3 separate regions of the Homo sapiens genome follow, and all the other regions are linked to region 1. Evidence: chromatin loops called from intact Hi-C (ENCODE). Cell type or tissue: mammary epithelial cell. All regions are shown on one strand. Links, peaks and the distances in the headings refer to the core of each region. The heading gives the core; the rest is flanking DNA. Region 1 overlaps PARPBP (PARP1 binding protein). Region 2 has its middle 85 kb from the start of LINC00485. Region 3 overlaps LINC02456 (long intergenic non-protein coding RNA 2456).

The links. Peaks named below come from ENCODE experiments on the same cell type or tissue, not always from the same donor. Only the 100,000 strongest peaks of a DNase experiment are listed, where the experiment ranks them.
Region 2: a loop joins it to region 1, with 24 times the contacts of the local background. A loop is called at or near these places in 8 of 110 quality-filtered maps.
Region 3: it touches region 1 in a loop (20-fold over the local background); 9 of 110 quality-filtered maps call a loop at or near these places.

Annotation. Positions count from the first base shown.
Region 1 is chr12:102,166,253-102,173,548 of GRCh38, reverse strand. All of the region lies in intron 6 of PARPBP (PARP1 binding protein), which reads right to left. Among named protein-coding and RNA genes, the nearest start is that of PMCH, 28 kb to the left of the region's middle. RefSeq lists an enhancer at 5,524-5,653. In mammary epithelial cell, for the core only: a CTCF peak has its summit at 3,448 (motif pointing left); no DNase peak of the experiment used is centred there.
Region 2 is chr12:102,735,939-102,743,234 of GRCh38, reverse strand. No RefSeq gene overlaps it. Among named protein-coding and RNA genes, the nearest start is that of LINC00485, 85 kb to the left of the region's middle. In mammary epithelial cell, for the core only: a CTCF peak has its summit at 2,385 (motif pointing right); no DNase peak of the experiment used is centred there.
Region 3 is chr12:102,700,067-102,705,066 of GRCh38, reverse strand. The region is part of intron 12 of LINC02456 (long intergenic non-protein coding RNA 2456); the gene reads right to left. Among named protein-coding and RNA genes, the nearest start is that of LINC00485, 120 kb to the left of the region's middle. In mammary epithelial cell, for the core only: a CTCF peak has its summit at 2,339 (motif pointing right); no DNase peak of the experiment used is centred there.

The sequences.
Region 1 (7,296 bases), core at 945-5,944:
ATTGGCCTTGTGTCCAGCAACACTCTTAAACTGTACTGCCAATTGTAATAATTTGCCTTTACATTCTTGGAGTTTTCTATATAATTAGTCATATTATCATCAAATAGAATTTTATTTTTTCAACTGTTATATCTCCTATTTCTTTTTGTCTTACTACACTGAATTGGACATCTCATGCTATGTTGAAAAGAACTGATGACAGCAGGAACTCTTGTCTTATTCTTAAGCAGAACACTAAAACGTTTTACCATTAACTAGGTTTTTAGAGAAACCCTTTTGTCAAAGTAAAGCCCTTATTCTTAGTTTATTTTTACACTGAGGGCTTAGCCCTGTAGAATGGGTATGTGTTTCCTATTTATCTCCCCATGCTGGCCAGTTCCTGGGCTAAAAGCTGGCTTCCCTTCTTCACTTGCCTCGCTGGCTTTCCTCCTTCACCTATTTTTGACCTATATTTTCATTACATTTGCCTACTTACCAACGCATTTAAGAAGAATTTTTGAAATATGCTATCCAACATTATTAATTATTTTCAATGGAAGAATCAATCTGGGGGCCTAGTCTGCCATACTTCTGTAATCAGAAGTCTGAGTAGACCCTAGGAATTCTTTCACATATATGTGGACTTTCTTTTTCAGCTGTGAACTGGATGAAATGTAGCCAAAATGAAAACGTAATTAACATTATATGCTTTTCCTGGGAATTAATCTCTAATAGAAAAGAGTTTTGGAAAAGATTCAAATGGTTAATAAAATCTGGGACTGTCTTAGTGCCAATTATAAGAACAAAAAAAATGCTTCAAATGATATTAGGAAAGTCACCTTTGACCTCCTTTTCTCATTCCTTCTACATGACAAAAATGTTAAATTTTAAAGATGATGTAATTCACTGGCTGAATTGTATTTAGGAAAAAATAAGACTTGTATTTCAGAGACTTGCCAAGGTCAACATTTTGAAGCCATGGCAAAATACCCCAAACAGTAGTGCTCTGATTACTCCATTACTATATACTCACTTCTAGAGCCACCATTAGGTTAGCTTCTAATATCTGCTCAGCAACACAGTGGTTTAATTCAAATTCTTGCTTCTAAAGCCTAGAAACTCCAGAAGTTTTAACTAAAATGACATCAGGATATTTATGCTGTTCACCGGCAATACAAAAATGAATAAAATCTTTCTCTTTAAGAGCTCACAAGTGATAATGATACAATGAACTACTGAAAGTATAGACAAGTTTGAGTGGGGAAGTAGAGAGAAGGAGGAGGTATTCAGGAGTGCTTCCCAGAAGATATATTATGGCTATTCTGGATAAACATTAATAGGAGAATTTAGATGAGAAAGAGGCAAACTGAGCTCCTGACTCCTAACTGCATCACACCAGTGCCCTGGGGCAGAAAGAGAAACAAGAGGCTGCTGATGAAAAGCACAACTGAATCCCCAAGCTTGTACCAAAATAAAGTAACTGGAAGAGAACACTAAGCAATAATACAGACAAATGATTGGTAATACTTTAATGTAATTACTGAGTTCTTCACTTTCCTAAATAAAGTGACTGCTTTTCCATACCATACTCAAGAATTTGATAACTATTTGTTGAAGTAAATTTTACCTTTAAAAATTAAATGTAATTAAAGGTGCCACATAAAATATATGAAAAATATTTCTGAATTTTTTTTTTTTTTTGAGGCGGAGTCTCGTTCTGTTGCCCAGGCTGGACAGCAGTGGCGCGATCTCGGCTCACTGCAAGCTCCGCCTCCCGGGTTCACGCCATTCTCCTGCCTCAGCCTCCCGAGTAGCTGGGACTACAGGCGCCCGCCACCACCACACCTGGCTAATTTTTTGTATTTTTAGTAGAGACGGGGTTTCACCGTGTTAGCCAGGATGGTCTCGATCTCCTGACCTCGTGATCCGCCCGCCTCGGCCTCCCAAAGTGTTGAGATTACAGGTGTGAGCCACCAAGCCCGGCCATGAAATATTTTTAAACAAGAAAAACTTTAACATTAGGAGATTAGACTGAAAAATTTCAGTGAGATTTAACACTCCAAACATGTATATTTAGCCCAACATAAATAGTTATGTGCTGTATAATAACATTACAGTCAGCAACAGACCACATATATGATGGTAGTCCCATAATATTATAATGGAGCTGAAAAATTCCTATTGCCTAGTGATGTAACATCGTAGCATCATAGCTCAACACATCACTCACATGTTTGTGGTGATGCTTGTGTAAACAAACCTACTGTGCTGCCAGTAATATAATAGTATAGTGCACATAATTATGTTTAATACATAATACTTGGTCATTATAATAAATGACTCTTACTGGTTTATGTGTTTGCTATACCTTTTATCATTATTTTAGAGTGTACTCCTTCTACTTATTTAAAAAAAAAAAAAGCACTAACTGAAATAGTCTCAGGCAGGTCCTTCAGGAGGTATTCCTGAAGAAGGTGTTGTGACTGTAGGAGATGACACCTCCAGGGGTATTACTGCTCCTGAAGATTTTCCAGTGGGACAAGATGTGGAGGTGGAAGACAGTCATATTGATAATCCTGACCCTGTGTAGACCTAGGCTAATGTTTATGTTTGTGTCTTAATTTTAAACAAAAAAGTTTAAAAAGCAAAAAAAAAAAAAAAAAAGAAAAATTAAACAGAGAAAAGCATATAGAATAAGGATACAGAGAAAAAAATTCTGTACAGCTGTACAATGTATTTGTGTTTTAAGCTAAGTGTTACTACAAGACTCAAAAAGTTTCAAAATTTTAAAAAATTCATAGTCAAATTTTAAAGTTCATAAAGTTAGAGCAAGCTAAGTGTAATTTATTCTTGAAGAAAGAAATATTTGCTCTATAAATTTAGTGTGGCCTAGGTTTATAATGTGTATAAAGTCTACAAGAGTTTACAATAATGTTCCAGGCCTTCATATTCACTCACCACTCATCCAGAGCAACTTCAAGTGCTGCAAACTCCAGTCATGGCAAGTACCCTATGCTTATCTATGTTTATGTTTTATACTGCATTCTGAACAGGACCTTTTCAATGTTTAGATATGCTTAGCCACACAAATACCATTGTGTTACAATTGCCTACAGTATTTGATACAGTAACAGGCCATACAGGTTTGTAGCCTAGCAGCAATAGGCTATGCCATATAGCCTATGTGTGTGGCAGGCTACACCATCCAGGTTTGTGTATGTACAGTCTATGATGTTTGTACAGTGATGAAATTGCCTAACAATGCATTTCTGAGAGCATATTCTCATCAAGTGGCGCATGACAGTATAATGTAAATGTGCATTAAAAAGTTGTGTGATAAATGTGAAATACAGAATTTTCAACTTCTGAACAACAGGGAACTATTAATTGATACAACTTGAAACATCTCATTTAAGACATCTTTCAGGTGAAAGTACACTATGCATTTTATGGTGTCACCTACTGGCAAAGTGTAGAAATGCAGCCACCTATAGCTAAGATGGCCTCATGAAAAGTGGGCAGTGGGGCGATGAGTGTTCTTTATTTCTTCCCAGTCTGTCTATTCCACCCTTCCTTGGACTCAAACATTACTGTAATTTTTCTATTTAAAAATAAGTAGTATAAACTTTTCCTCAGATACAAGAGCTAAATACATTTTTATTTCTAAGTTTTAAGGTTGACAGAGACGAGGAGGATAAAGAGGTCAGAGTGAGAGATGGGCAGGAGTTAGAGCATAGACAGTTTTGTGTATCATATTGAGGTTCCTGAAGCTTTACCCTGTACCAAATATGGAATCACTGAAAAGTTTTAATTATGGGAGTAACATTTGTTGTTTCAGAAAAATCACTCTGGCAGCAATGAGGACGACAGGATAGGGCAACTTAAGACTGGAGGCAGAATAGACAACTCAGTGACACGTGAAAAGGTCCAGACAAGAAAGGATGAAAGTCTGAAACAGTAAACACTGGAAATAAAATAGTAGCTATAGGAAGAGATGAGGAGAAAGAACATAAAAAATGTGAAGTAAGAAAAAGTGACGGATCTTAGTGAGTGAATGTATTTAGGATATGCCCCAGATTCTTGTTTGGGAGCTGGAGAGAGACAGGCTTCATCGCTTCAGGAGGAGAAGCAGTTTTGCAGAGAAAGACAAAAATTTAGTTTAGGACATATGAGTTGCCTGTGAGGCACCATCTTAAAGATAGTTGAAGATATGTTTCTGAAACTCAGGAAAGAGGTTCGAATTTCACTGAAATATAGATTTAGAAGAATTTGCATATATGTAGTAGAAGAGGTAGGTGGAAAATAAGAGAATGACGTATCTGAAGTTATAGGAAAAAAGAGTTCCAATAGGAAATGACTAAATTTGAAGACTCAAAAGAGACCAAAGACTATGATAATTAGAAGATCACAAGTGACCACTGGCAGAATAGCTTCAGTAGAGGGAAAAAGTGAAGGAGTATAAATCAGTCAAGTACAGACAATCAAATAAATATTGACTGTCTATTCTGGCAAAAATTGTGCTAGGGCTAGGGAATATTGGTGAAGAAAACCAATAAACTCTCATTGAGTTTACTGTCTATTGAGAAATATACATTAAATACTTACAAAGAGGGAAGCAGAAAAAAGGAAAGTATTTTCTTTAAGAATATGAGCTGTAAAAGGAAGAAGGAACTGGAAGAAACAAAGAAGACAGTTTGTTGTTTATTTCTTATAAGCTTATAGAATGTGGCTAAAGTACTAGTAAAGGGAGAGGTTGAAATTATAAGATAAAATGAATAACCAGTGAAGCAATGTCCAAATGGGTTATCCACTTTCCCACCCACCATGTCTAGTTAACTCCTTCAAGTTCATCCTTCAAAATTAGGCTTAACTGTTAACACCCATCCAGATAAGCATTCTTGACACCCTTATCCCTGGCTCCCAGAAACCAGGTCAATTGCCCTTTCCTCTGTACACCTTCTATTAATATCTATTATGATATGCATAGGGTATATGTTTTTAGTTTTTAATAATTTTATTTTATTTATAAAACAAACCTATACCTACTGCAGAACAAAAATAAACAAACAAATCAACACAAAAAAGATAACAAAAATTGCTCAAGTGGACTATTCAGATACCCAGTTGAAGACATTCACTATTTAGATACTCACTTCCTCAAGACCTTCTCTAGAAGATACTTCCTTATTATAACCACATGGAATATCCAAAATAAATGGCTGCTAAGTTGAAGAAGTCTATTCCCTCACCCTAGATGCCTCTAAAACAAATGTACTTCTACCCTGTTGACCACAACCAGAAATTCCTCCAAAAGGAATGTAATTATAACAAACCATATTGGATTGAACATACACATTTATCTCTGCTCTTTTCCAAAACTTCACTAAAATGACAAAAAAGCAAAAAACAAAAAAGTTTCCATCTATGAAGAAAAAGAGAATGAGAGAGGAAACAACAGCTGATGAGAGTAGAGGCATTTCATCAAAGTACAAAAAAATGAAAACAGATGGTTGAGTCATAACTAACTACCCAGAATACAAAAGCTAAAACCTAAGTAACTGCTAAGAGGAACATCAGTAAGAAGCAAACTCAGAAATTAATCAGAAATTGAAGGCAATACTGATGGCTATGTAAAGGCAGGGTTGAAAACAGAAAAGCTAGTTGACAGTCTCCATAAGGAACACTTATACCCCCATTCTCCCTCTATTCTGAGCAGTCAGTCTAGTGCTTCTCTCCCACCTCAGCATGGGAAGCAGAACTGTTCTAAAGAAACTATGAGAGGCTCCAGACCCAGGGGCAGCAGGACTAAAAACAAAGGAATTGAGTAAGTCTACATACGGAACTGTGAGACTCAGCATCAACGTGGACCTATCTCAAATCCCAGAATATTGCTAGCCAGATTTACAGCTTTCAGAGATTAAAAGATTCCTCTGTGGAAATTTTTGGGAAAGTCCCAAAGAAAAGATCTAAAGTTACTGACATTTGGAGAGTAAGTCTCCAACAAAAGAGCCAACTGGGCATCATGCTATAAATAAACCCACTATACAGAGCTACTAATCAGCTCTATAGGGCCTCACTCTTAAATATGAAAGGACAGTTCAGAATCACCACACATTGTGGGAACACCTCTACTATGAAAGAGGGCAAAAAAAAGAAAGTAAAAAACAGAAAAGCATCCAATCTAGATAAAACAAAGACCATTCAGGAAGCAGATAACAATATTTTTACATTAAATATAATAAATAATCTTAGAGAAATAAATGAAACATGACATAAAATCATATGCAACCAAATATAAGACTAACATAAAATATTTGCTTACCATTTACTTTTTCTGAGAAAGCTACTTGAGCAAAATAAGGGGTTTACCAATTAAAATAAAGTCATAAGAGCCAGGAAACAGGCAGAGACTGTTTCACGAGGTGAGGATGAAGGTTCATGGTTGCCACTCTGACACAGGCCTAACGAGCAAAAGCAAAGATTGAATAAAGATGACAGGGGACTTTCCAGAAGGAATATCTTCAAGGGCAAAAAACTGACAGATGACTGTAGTACCACCTGACTTTAACAAAATATATCTATATTGCCTTACAAAAAATTTTTTAAAAATTAAATATCTGATATTTCAATAGAAATGGCTCCCCAATATATTATCTGGAAGTTCAGAAGATGTCACTTATTTTGTCTCTAAGTTATTTTCAAAACCCTCTTCCAAATTTACTTCTTTGTAATGGATATCCATATGAGAAGACAGACTGCAATTCAGAATAAAATCCTGAAAAAAAATCCTTCTTAGAATCTTAGAATGGAATGAAGTTTCATGGAACAAGATATAGTCATTAAGAGAATGGATGCACAGTACTGACTGTGTTCAGATCCCTACTCTGCTACTTAATATAACCTAGGGCAAGTTACTTGATCCCTGTGTTTTAGTCTCTTCACCTCTAAATTAGGAATAGTAATAGTATCTATCAAGTCAGGTTGTTGTAATGATCAAATGATAATCTGAGTAAAGAACTTAGCACAATGTCTGACATGTAACAAGTGTTCAATAAATATCAGCTATTTTTATTATGTTTATTTATGTTATAGGATACCAAATTGACAATGATCCACCATGATTGCTAGCATTACAATCCACTTCTGCCCCTAAAACTTACTTACCACTCAATATACCAATATTATAAATGGGGGTCTATCAGATTTTTAAAAATCTCTTACCTCCAATATCATATAAAAACAAATCCCAGATGAACCAAAGATTTGCACATAAGAAAATGAAAAACAACAGAAAATAGAATAGGGATTTCATATCTT
Region 2 (7,296 bases), core at 1-5,000, 570 kb before region 1:
ATTAAGAGATATACCTAATGTAAATGATGAGTTAATGGGAGCAGCACACCAACATGGCACATGTATACATATGTAACAAACCTGCACATTGTGCACATGTACCCTAGAACTTAAAGTATTAAAAAAAAAAAAGAACTATCTGAACATCCAAAAAAAAAAAAAAAAAAAGGTGCTTTGGCAATATTGGTTTCATAGCTAATCAAGGCAGAGTTTCTATCCAGCTTGTATTAGTCCATTTTCACACTGTTGATAAAGACATACCTGACACTAGGGAAAACAAGAGGTTTACTTGAACTTACAGTTCCACATGGCTGGGGATGCCTCAGAATCATGGCAGGAGGAAAAAGGCACTTCTTACATGGCAGCAGCAAGAGAAAATGAGGAAGAAGCAAAAGCAGGAACCCCTGATAAACCCATTAGATCTCATGAGACTTATTCACTATCACGAGAATAGCACGGGAAAGACCGGCCCTCATGATTCAATTACATTTCCCTGGGTCCCTCCCACAACACGTGGGAATTCTGGGAGATACAATTCAAGTTGAGATTTGGGTGGGATCACAGCTTTTTTAAAGCTTCTCAGACCTTTTAAAATAATGACCTCTCTTCAGAGACCACATTTATACTTTTGCCACAAGATAAAATGAAAAAAAAAAAAATAATAACCCATAATATACTCCTGAAGAGGAGGGTCAAGAACCTTGAAATACAAAGGCAAGCGGAATTGCTCTGGAATCCCTGGTCCAGTCACTCACTTGTAGTCAGTTACATTTCTATTTCTCACCTGTCCTCCTCAGACCCAGTACTGGGAACAAATGCCTGTCTAAGTGTTGTATTGTCTCTGTTACTGTTGCTGTCATCATTGTCATCATCTTGTTGTAGCTTTAGGGCTTTTCTATTTGCAAAACTCAGTGCTTCAGCATGAATAGTTAAATGGGGTGAACATACTTCTTTTGAAATTGGCTCTCTGTTATGTAAGCAATGTTGTAATAGAAACATATATATTTAGATTAATGAGCTAATGAAAGATGGTGGTATCGTAATTGTCAAAATATATCTATGGGAGGTAGAGAAGATACAGATTACTCCTTTTTTTAACAGGAAGGAAAACTGTGTAAGACCAGTTATATTTTTTGCTCATAACAAAAATGACCAGTGTGTGGCCCTCTTAAATGATGCTTTGCCACTAGTACCAAATTGGGGGTGGGAGAGAGTCATCATTTTCCTACAAGTAAGAAAAACACCGAGAACACACACACACACACAAGTATATGGACACACACAGAAAAACACACAAACACACAAACACACATACTTGCACATGTTTCTAACTTAGATATGACGGCTTAAAGGAAGAATTGAGGGAATACAACAGACCCTTAGCTTGTAGTAGAAACTTTTAACACTGGAAAGTTCTAACTTTAGAAGGTCTTCTGAGCTCCAGTGGGCAAGAAGCTATTTGGCATACTGTAAATAGACTAGAACCACAACATCAAGGGTAGGAGACTGATAGTTACAGATTCTTCCTTAGAGATTCTCTAGTTACCAACTGTCATAATATCTATTAGCAAACAACAGCAATAAAAAAAAGCATCCTTAGAAATTTGGAATAGAAATCTCCTGTTTTCCTGTCTTTTACGTGGTCCCCTTTTCAAGTACTTTCTTATATTCTAGAAGAAGAGATTCAACAAGCAATTGGATATTATACAAGTGATTCACGCATTAGAAATGTAATTGAATTTAATGAACTTGATGGTCCTTGCCTACCCTAAGATGCTGTGATCCTATAACTTTCATGTCATACAGCTGTGATGACACCATCTCCTTCTGCATCCTATGATGTCATTGTTTGGTACCATAGCAAGTGAGATATGCACCTGTATGTTCATGTGCAAACCATCCAGGAGAAGAGTAACTAATTTTTGTATCAGTTAAAGAACAACTGGTTAATAAATTAATTTCTCTTGGGATCATAACGTTCAACTCCTCGGGATATTATAAAAATCTAACCCTGTCAACACCAACCAAAAACCTATGTGTTCAGTATAAGATGACCAGAATCAACACTTGCATTTTGCATTTAGAAAAGTGAAAACTGAAGAGGCAAGAATCAAAGGCGAAGGTTACATGAGGATCCAGGTCTCTGGTATTTGGGTTCCAAAATTTTCTTGGTAAGCTCGCTTTTCTTCATGTTGAACTGTACCCAATTTATTAACAAAGATAATTCAGTGCCAAAGTTCTAAATTGCATGGAATGGTCACCATGAGTGCATGTGGGAACCCAGGACAAAATAAATGTTCACTGTAATACAAAAGAGATGGTAAGTTGTCTTGAGTATATTTCAGTGTTATTGATATTTTGTCCACAAGATGGTAGCGTACACTTTCCAGTTAATGTAAAGCTGGCCTGTGATCCTAATTTCCCGTAAACTAGAGAATGGTTGGTGTTGAACGAAGGCCAGCCACTCTGGATATCACTCAGTATTTTTTTTTTATTGTGATGAATTGTTGATTTTAAGTATATTTAGTACTGCTATAGCAAGGTGGGGATTCAACTGAAATAAAGAACACTCAGAAATGCATTGCATTCCAGCTTCTTAAAGGGAATTTGAGAAGTGGGAATACTTTGGACATCTAAAAACCACACACCAAGGATCAGATACTGACATTTTTAAAAAAAAAATCCACTTTAGTACATTGTGCAAAAGACATTCAGGATGTCAAGTTCAATTAATCTTTGGTGAAATTTTGCACTGTAACAAAGTTCCTTCCATGAAATGAGTTCAAGAGGACTATAGATGTTTTCCCCTCAAATCCAGAGGGAAAGTAAGACCTTAGATGTTATGACATTTCCATGAGCTAAATAAGAGGGCAGTATTAGCAAGCTAGCCTGCTCTTCTGTTGTGTGCCTCTCTCCCTCAGCTAGCCCCATGTCAGAGGGGACAAGACACAGATGGCAAAAACATCTGGCCTGTCTGCCTCTATTGACCAGAGGGCCTTCTTTGAGGTTCTCAGGCTTACTTTATCTTTTTTTGAACTCTTTTTAAAATGAGAAGCTCAAGTGGGATTTCCTTTCATCTTACTATATTATTTTCAAATTAAATTAGGTCTAATGCCCTGTATCAGAATTACAAAAGCAGGGCTCCAGGGCATATAAGTGACTTCCTATTTTGTTTTTCAGAACAGCTGAGCTCCCCACCTGGGAAGGAGAGAGACAGATGAGCCACGAGCAGAAGGTGGGGTAGAATAAGAGCTGAGGGCAGGAGGGGAGGCCCTGCAGCCTCAACTCTAGGGTTTGCCCTTCCAATGGGCTTCAGCATCAAATCAAGCTTCCTCAGACCTCCAGAGTCCAGCCCTATCACAGCTATCTATTTTATTCCCCTTGTTCTGCAACATGCATCCTCTGATCTAACCTTAGAGAGGTCACTTTGCTGCTATCTATTTGGTTCTCACTGCCTTTATTGTTAGGCTTTGCCTTTCACATTGGTTTTTGGTTCCAGTAACTCCAACCTCAATCAGAAATTCCATGGCTCCAGCTTACTTATGAGAATTTATTTCTCAAACTTTCTCAAGAAGCAATGCAAACGGCGGATGTAGTCACCTTTTTTTTAAGGAGTATAGAGTGATGATTATGAAAATAAGAGAAAAGTATACTTTAAAACATAGAAATAGGCAGCTTTTAAGTCTAGCCATGATTATGACTGGGTAACCCTTCTGCTTTCCATTAAAAACTGGGTATCTTCTCTTCTAGGTCAACACATTTCATGATATGTCTGCCTAACTATATGGCAAATCCAATGAAACCTGATGGGGTTTTCTGTCCCTCTTACCCCTGATAGGGTGTTCTTTACTATAAATAACCCCATAAATTATATGTGATGAGCTAAATATTAGCAAGAGGAGTTCACCTCAAAAAATGCCTCACTCTGTAACCCCCAGAGGCCTTAAGCCTGCTTCTGTGGAGGATTGCAAGGCTCTGTTAAGGCCAGAGTGATGTTAAGATGCTGCAGAAATGTGTAAAGGGGTGGGAAAACCATAGAGATAGAAAGGAAGCAAAGATGGAAAGAGAGCAGCAGAAGAAGGACCCCCGGTGACCACTGGTGACTCAGCGAATAGACTGAATGGGAACTCTGGTGTTGCACCATGCTCTGGATTCTCTACATTTCTGCATTTAAATAATGGTTATGATTGTTTCCTCCTAGACATATACTCTGTCTGCTTGTCTTTCTAGATAACATAAGGCAAAACAGAGAGTTATAGAAACATGGTTCCTCGGTTTGAGATTGAGTGTCTCGAAGAGCTCTTCAGTGTTTTGAGGCACTCATCATCTTTCATGCTTGATCCATTTATCATCTATCTACCTATCATCTATCTATATTACAGTGTAATAATTTTTTTCACTTAATAATCCATCATCAACCTTTTCCCAGATGGTTAAATAATTTTTAAAAGATACGATCTTCAACAGCTGCATTACATTCTATCATATGGAAGCACCAGGTGTGCTTTGGCCATCCGCACATGGTTGGGCATCATTTGACAGAAGCTGTGTGAAGATGGAGTGACTGATCTCCAAGACATTGTTATCTCCTTGCCCATGGAAGAGGGAAATCGTAGGCTGGACTGCACATGTTGAGGAGGAACATTAGCCCTGAATAGGTGATTGTGCCACACCTTCAGACTGAAAGTCTGAGACTCCAGCTGACTGAATGGGCTTCCAGTCATCCAGGCCAGAGCACTGCAGGAGGAAAAACACAGACAAGTGCCACGACCTGGGGCCATTGTTCAGCTCTCTGCAATTGTGGCCTCTTTCCCATTGGAAAGAGGGTCCTGACCTTATAGTCTAAAGGACATGTGCTTGACCCCAGAGTCACCTATGAAGGCAAGTATCGATTGACCTAAGCTCACACAAAGATTTATGTGTGGGAAAGTGGTGCTGCCTGAGGCCCACACTTAAGATTTACAGATGTTCTGCATATAATGTCATTCCTCTGTGTAGTGGAAATGAAGAAAATGTTCTGTTCTTAATTAAGAATCTAGATGGAGTTCAGGAGAAGGCACAGCCCAAAGTGAGCCCCGGGATCTAGGAGGTGGACCAGTGCCTGGACAGGGTGACTGGAGAGCCTACGTACAGGTTCTTTCTGCTACTGGGAAGGTGGAACACACTCTAAGTCCTATTACTATTATGATTAAATGCCCTCATTTCCTCTTTTATCCCAGCTTTTGTCTTTTTCAATAAAAAATAAATGTTCTGCCACGGGGCTGGAGATGAGGCATGCAAGTAGGAAACTGATAGGTTCCCATTGACTATACTCCCCTCTCCCCTTATGCGCTGTGCTGAGGTGGGAAAGAGAAGCAACATGAACAAGTACAGTTGGCTTAGGGGCTATTAGCACTCACCCAGGAATAGGGAGGACTGGGTCAAAGAACCAAGAAGAATGAACCAGAATGTGACTCCTGATGCCACCCCCATCTGAAACCTCAGCTCCAATTCAAATCAATATTTACTAAGCCCTACTTCTATGTCAGGGACTATACTAAAAAATGATAATCAAAAGATAAATTTATTTGTTCATACTACAAATATTTATTGATGGCCTATAATATGCCAGGCACAATGATAGGCCCTGGGGAAGCAATGATGAAACAGATAGAAGATCTCTGCTTTCATTGACCTTCCAGTCTAGCAGGCAATACAGATATTCAATTCAAAACAATTTAGCATTTTAAAAAATCATGTCATTATACCATTCTCTTCCCCACCCAAGTTCTGGATCACCTGAGAGAGACACGGGAGTCAGAATGGTAGAAATCAAAACACCAGGCCCGGCATGGTGGCTCACACCTCTAATCCCAGCACTTTGGGAGGCAGAGGTGGGCGGATCGGTTGAGCTCAGGAGTTCAAGACCAGCCTGGGTAACATGGCGAAACTCCATCTCTACAATCATACAAAAATTAGCTAGGCATGGTGGTGCTTGCTTGTAGTCCCAGCTACTTGTCGGGCTGAGGTGGGAGGATCACTTGGGCCTGAGAGGTCAAGGCTGCAGTCAACCGTGTTTGCACTACTGCACTCCACCCTGGATGACAAAGTGAGACCCTGTCTCAAAAAGAAAAGAAAGAAAAGAAAAGAAAAGAGAAGAGAAGAGAAGAGAAGAGAAGAGAAGAGAAAAGTGAAGAAAAAGAAAAGGAAGAAATAAGCACACCAGCTTTATGACTGATAAAACTGTTTGGAGCATGTGGCTTACTTAGCCAAGAGGGCTTTATAATGTGCCCCTGAACTGAATTTTTTCCACAAAACTATAGGCCTCCTTCACAGGGAACTAATTTAATCATCCGACTTATAGTCCCTGCAGAAAGACAGAGCCAAACATCATTAAGGTTCTCTGCCAATAGCACCCATTGCCAAGCAATCTGTGCCCACTTTCACCTTCTCCTATCTGACCAGCAGCCAACTCAGGATGGCCCTTGCCAATCAGCTGGGCCACACCTCTGGCTAAGCTCTGTTGGTTAAGAGAAGAAAAAGCTGAGATGGGATAAGAGACCAGAATTTTTACTCTAGTAGAGACCCCTCCAGAGAAAGTCAAAAGAGCGCAGGCTAAACACACTCCTTACAATTATGAAGAGTGCTCCAGAAAGAGCAGCCCAGGGGATTGTGAGAGAGCATGACACAGGGGCCTAACTTATTCCAGGAGTGGGGTGTATGAGCAAGGCATGGTTTCTGCTCTCAGGTAATTTACAGCCTCACCAATGGGGAGGGGGAATCAACATAAAACAGTGATGATAAATTATCTACTAGCAACATAAATTAGGTTCAGAAGAAGTATGAAGAGGGGTAGCAATTGATGATTGGCCATCATTATTTCCTGTTCATCTTTTAAGTACACCTCTTACCCCTATTATCTATAGTATTAGAAGACAATGTCATGCAGAGATGGTCTCTGCACTATTTCAATGTGAGAATAAATCAATAATAAAGTAAAAATTTCAGTCATTTAGGGATAAATTCCAAATCTGGATATCTAGGGATTTTTTTTTGTTTTTTTGTTTTGTTTTGTTTTGCTTTGTTTTATGCTTTGTTATTAGATCTGTTGGTTGTCTAAGAAACCACCATATCAATTGAGCTTTATGACATCATGTAAGCAAAATCTGAAATCCACCCAAAAGTGCAAACACATCTCAAAATACTTAAAATAAAAGCTGTTTTTTATTATAAAATTAGTGTATATTTGTTAAATATTTTAGAAAATGCAGAAGTGCCCCATCATTTAAACTCAGCCATGGTTATCACTTTGATATA
Region 3 (5,000 bases), core at 1-5,000, 530 kb before region 1:
TGCTCTAAGTGCTCAGTGAAAACCTAAAGATGCTAATGGTCAGGGATCCTCTAGTGAAACAGCCCAGCCAGATCATCTTAGTAACACCCAGTAGTCAACAAGTCCTATCCATGCACACAGACGTTTCTTCAGCTGCTTCTTGCCCCTCTCTTGGGGTTGCCAGATTTAGCAAATAAAAATGCGGTCTTTGGGACATATTAAAAATGTATTCATTGTTTATCTGAAATTCAGATTCAAATGACTGTTCCCTATCTTGTCTGGCAACTCTGTCCTCTCAAATAAGAATGGACATCCAAGAATCACCAGACATTTCAGGAAAACCTCAACAAGAAAGACAGTAATTTAAACATACTAATGGGGGAAAAGAAACAGAAAGATGAAAAAAATGCAAAGAAAAAATAATTTCAAAAATAGTACCATTCGTTTCCTCAAAAACTTAAGACAGGATACTGTGGCTTTGAAATAAGAACAGTTTGTTATAAAAAGAAATACTCAAATATCATCAAAAGGCTATTGTTAATTACAGTTATTGGAGCAGAAATGAAGGAAAAGCAGAAGTACAGAAAAATAAAAATAGGAAATGGAGGGAAAATTATAAAAGAAATAATTCAAGAAACTTTCCCAGAATGGAGGAAATGAGTTTCCAGATAGAAAGTACCCTTTAAGCACAAAGGATGACAAAATGCTCCCAGTAAGGAAATAGTAAAATAGAAGGGAACAGGTAGGGAGGGAAGGGAGGAAGGAAGGAAGGAAGGAAGGAAAGAAGGAAGGAAGGAAGGAAGGAAGGAAGGAAGGAAGGAAGGAAGGAAGGAAGGAAGAAAGGAGAAGGAAAGGAGAAGGAAAGGAGAAGGGAAGGAGAAGGGAAGGAGAAGAGAAGGAGAAGGAGAAGCAGGAGAAGGGAGAAGGCAGTTGAGCTAAGATATATATATATATATTTTAGTTCCAGGACATCAGGACGGAAGATGCTCAATAATTATTAAGCAATTTGTTTATAGATGCTCTAGTCTAACCTTAATAGAATACAAAAGTTTAATAAGTCTATAAAGCCTTAAGAAATGAAGTTTCATAACAATAATGTTGTACAAGAATAAACACAATGTAGTCAAAAGAACTCCAGGTCAGGAATCACAGACATATATTCTAGTCTTGTTTCTGCTTCTGTATAACCTTATATGTCTCACTTCATGTCTTTGGACACCAGTTTTGTCACCTGCAAACTTAGCTTAGGTTATAACATTCTAAATTCTATTTAATTAAGCAGTCATAACATATAGATTATATAACTGAGTAATTAAACTTTAAAAGTTCATATTTCAAAATACTTATTAAATGCACCAATATTCTCTTTCTTGAATTGCTTTTCCTACTTTTTCTATATTTCATATTATCTTATTTATATATAATAAATTCACATTTCTATAACATTCCACAGGTGTCATTTATTCATTCATTCCCCAAAGTCCAATTGATGCTATTTACAGGTGCAAGATAGACTGTAGTGAATTATACAGTTATGGTACATGTCCTCATGGAACTTTCACTTCGGTGGAGAAGATGGTCAAAAATAGCAATTTAAATAAATACATACTTGCTATACAGGATAAGACCTATGAAGGAAAATAAGATTCTATGAAATAATATAATAAAGTGAACTATTTTTAGAACTAGTACTTAGCAAAGAAATTCCTGAGAAGGTGGCCTTCATTCAGAAAGAAGATAAATAAGAGTTAGGTAGGTGAAGAGTAGGAAGACGCTTATAAAGGGGAGGAGAAAGTACATATACGGGCCTTAAGGGGGAAATTGCACTTTCAAGAAAATGACAGTTGACCTGTATTAAGGGGTGAGATTCTCCAGGGGGAGAATGGTGTGGCATGAGGTTGACAAGGAGGCAGTGGATAGATTGTGCTGGGTCTTTGAGTCCATAAAAAGAGGTTGGATTTTATTTTAAGGGCAATGGGAAGACATTAAATTATTTTAAGCACTGGAGTGACCTCATCTAATTTACAACATACGATCACACTTGCTGTTATTTTATCATTTTGGATCTTTGATACTATGCTTTGGGATAAGTAGTGCAGATATAATATAGCTCATTGTTGAGAAAATGAAGCACCGGAGGTGAGGTGGCCGCCTTGTGAACAGGTTGAATGGTTGGTTGCCATATAAAAGACCCAGAGGAAGACCTTGGGTTTCCCAACTCGAATCACTTAGTACATTGCCTGGCACAAAACAGGAGCTCAATAAATATTTGTTAAATGAATGTACACCACACTAGGACATTTTAGCTACTGAGATCCACGGGTCTTGGTAAAGAAAAAGGTCTATGTGTAAATCAGCCACCAGGGGGCGGGTATGCTTCCCCCCACATAATAGAAACATTGACCTTGGCAAGGACAACTGGTAGGGAAGAAAAAAAATCTTTAACTGAACAAAGTGCTTTCTCCAGTTTATACCAAAAAAAGATTTCATGAAATAGAATTGGCAACATCACAACAGACCCTTTGTTATGTGTTTGAGCTGACCATTTGTCCATGAGACTCAGCTATGGACAGCCTCCTGACTTAGGGTTCCTCTGACTCTTAAAAAAAAAAAAAAAAACAAAAAAAAAACCTCCAAAATAAAGTGTAATAAAAGGAAAGTACAATATCTCCTGACAGAATTCAAACTGTACATGCTGAACAAAAGACTTATTTTTTCCACTCAACCTTGCTGTTTTGAATTTCCTTGAACTTACTTCAAAATAAAGTTTGGGAAGAAGAAAACATTGTCTGTGTCACAGAAATGGTCCAAGATGGCTGGAGGAATCTACCTACTGAAGAGGGCTCCAATCACCCAAGGTGAGATAGGATGACTGTTTAATACATGTGGCAATAAAAACAAATAAAACACATATACACCATAAAAAAAAAGCCTTCGAGGACTTGGGTTCTACCTGCCAAACACATTTTCCCTATTAAATAAAGGTTGAATTTTTGTCAACAACCAATTGTTTGACAATATTGGGTGTGTTTTGCTCTGAGCCAATGCATGCTCTAGACACAGGTTTTCTCTACACACGTTGTCAGACTTCTGAGTTGAGGGATAGGAGAGTTTCCAGAAAGCATCTCGTAAATGTAAGTCAATAATCTATAATCAAACTATGAGGATTGATTGGTCATTCACTATGTACTCAGATTTAATCCTGTGGGAGAAATAAACAAGTTATTGAGACATGGTCCATGTATCAAATAACCAAGTGATTTTTTTTGTTAGTTATTGAGGGTGTTTTTAAATATATATTTTTATTTAATTTGAAGATCCAACATTCAAGTAGCTGGCTGAGTTTAAAAAAAAAAAAAAAAGCTTTTCTTCTGGATGTGTAGGGTAATGAAAAAACTTGTGAAGGTCTAGAAGAGGCCCCTCTTAAAGTTCTATAGCCAATTATAGCACCTTCTGCTATTTGTCCTTCCCCAAATCCTCTCATGGGTGCAATGTAGGCAAAGAGGGTTGGGTGTTTAGAAAGAGTATAGGAGACTTTGTGCTTAGTGTCTCAAATGTCTCACTATTACAAAGCGTTGACCATTTTGGGTTTTGCTTATTTGTTTGTTTTTTTGTTTTAGAAGGAGTACAAATTTCATAATATCTTGTCCCAGGAGCTTCTGTGTAGATGACATTCAGATCTTTGTTTCCTATTTTCACTTAATTATTTCAATAAAAAGGCATAATCACTCTCAAAATGTTTTTTTAATTTTTATGGGTACATAATAGGTGTATATATTTATAGGGTACATGAGATGTTTTGATACAAGTGTGCAACACATAATAATTACATCATGGAAAATGGGGTATCTATCACTGCAAGCATTTATCCTTTGTGTTACAAAAAAATTCAATTATACTCCTTTGGTTATTTTTGAATGTACAATTAAATTATTATTGACTATAGTCACCCTGTTGTGCTATCAAATGCTAGATCTTATTCAATCTATATTTTGGACCCATTAACCATTCCCACCACCCCCTTAACAACCCACTTCCCTTCCCAGGACTTGGTAACCTTCCTTCTACTCTCTAACTCTGTTAGTTCAGTTGTTTTGATTTTTAGGTTCCACAAATGAGTGAGAACTTCTGACGTTTGTCTTTCTGTGCTTGGCTTATTTCACTTAACAGAATAGCCTCCAGTTCCATCCATGTTGTTGCAAATGACAGGATCTCATTCTTTTTATGGCTGAATAGTATGTAAGTATCACATTTCTTTATCCATTCATCTGTTGATGGACACGTAGGTTGCTTCCAAATCTTGGCTATTGTGAACAATGTTGCAACAAACACAGGAGTGCAAATATCTGTTTTACATACTAATTTCCTTTCTTTGAGGTATACACCCAGCAGTGGGATTGCTTGTACATATGGTATTTTTAGTTTTTTGAGGGACCTCCAAACTGTTCTCCATAGTGATTCTACCAATTTACATTCCCACCAACAGTGTATGAGGATTCCTTTTCTCCACATTCTTACTAGAATTTGTTATTGCCTGTCTTTTGGATTCAAGCCATTTTAACTGGGAAGAGATGATATCTCATTGTAGTTTTGATGAGCATTTCTCTGATAATCAATGATATTGAACACCTTTTTATATGCCTGTTTGCTATTTGTATGTCTTCTTTTGAGAAATATCTATTCAAATACTTTGCCCATTTTTTATCAGATTATTAGACTTTTTTCCTATAAATTGAGTTCCTTATATATTCTGGTTATTAATCCCTTGTCAGATGTAGAGTTTGCAAATGTTTTCTCCCATTCTTTTGGTTGTCTCTTCACTTTATTGACTGTTTCCTTTGCTGTGCAGAAGCAGTTTAACTTGGTGTGATTCCATTTGTCCATTTTTGCTTTGGTTGCCTGTGCTTGTAGGGCATTACTCAATAAATTTTTGCTCAGGCCAGTGCCCTAGAGAGTTTCTTCAATGTTTTCCTTTAGTAGTTTCATAGTTTGAGGTCATAGATTTAAATCTTTAATCCATC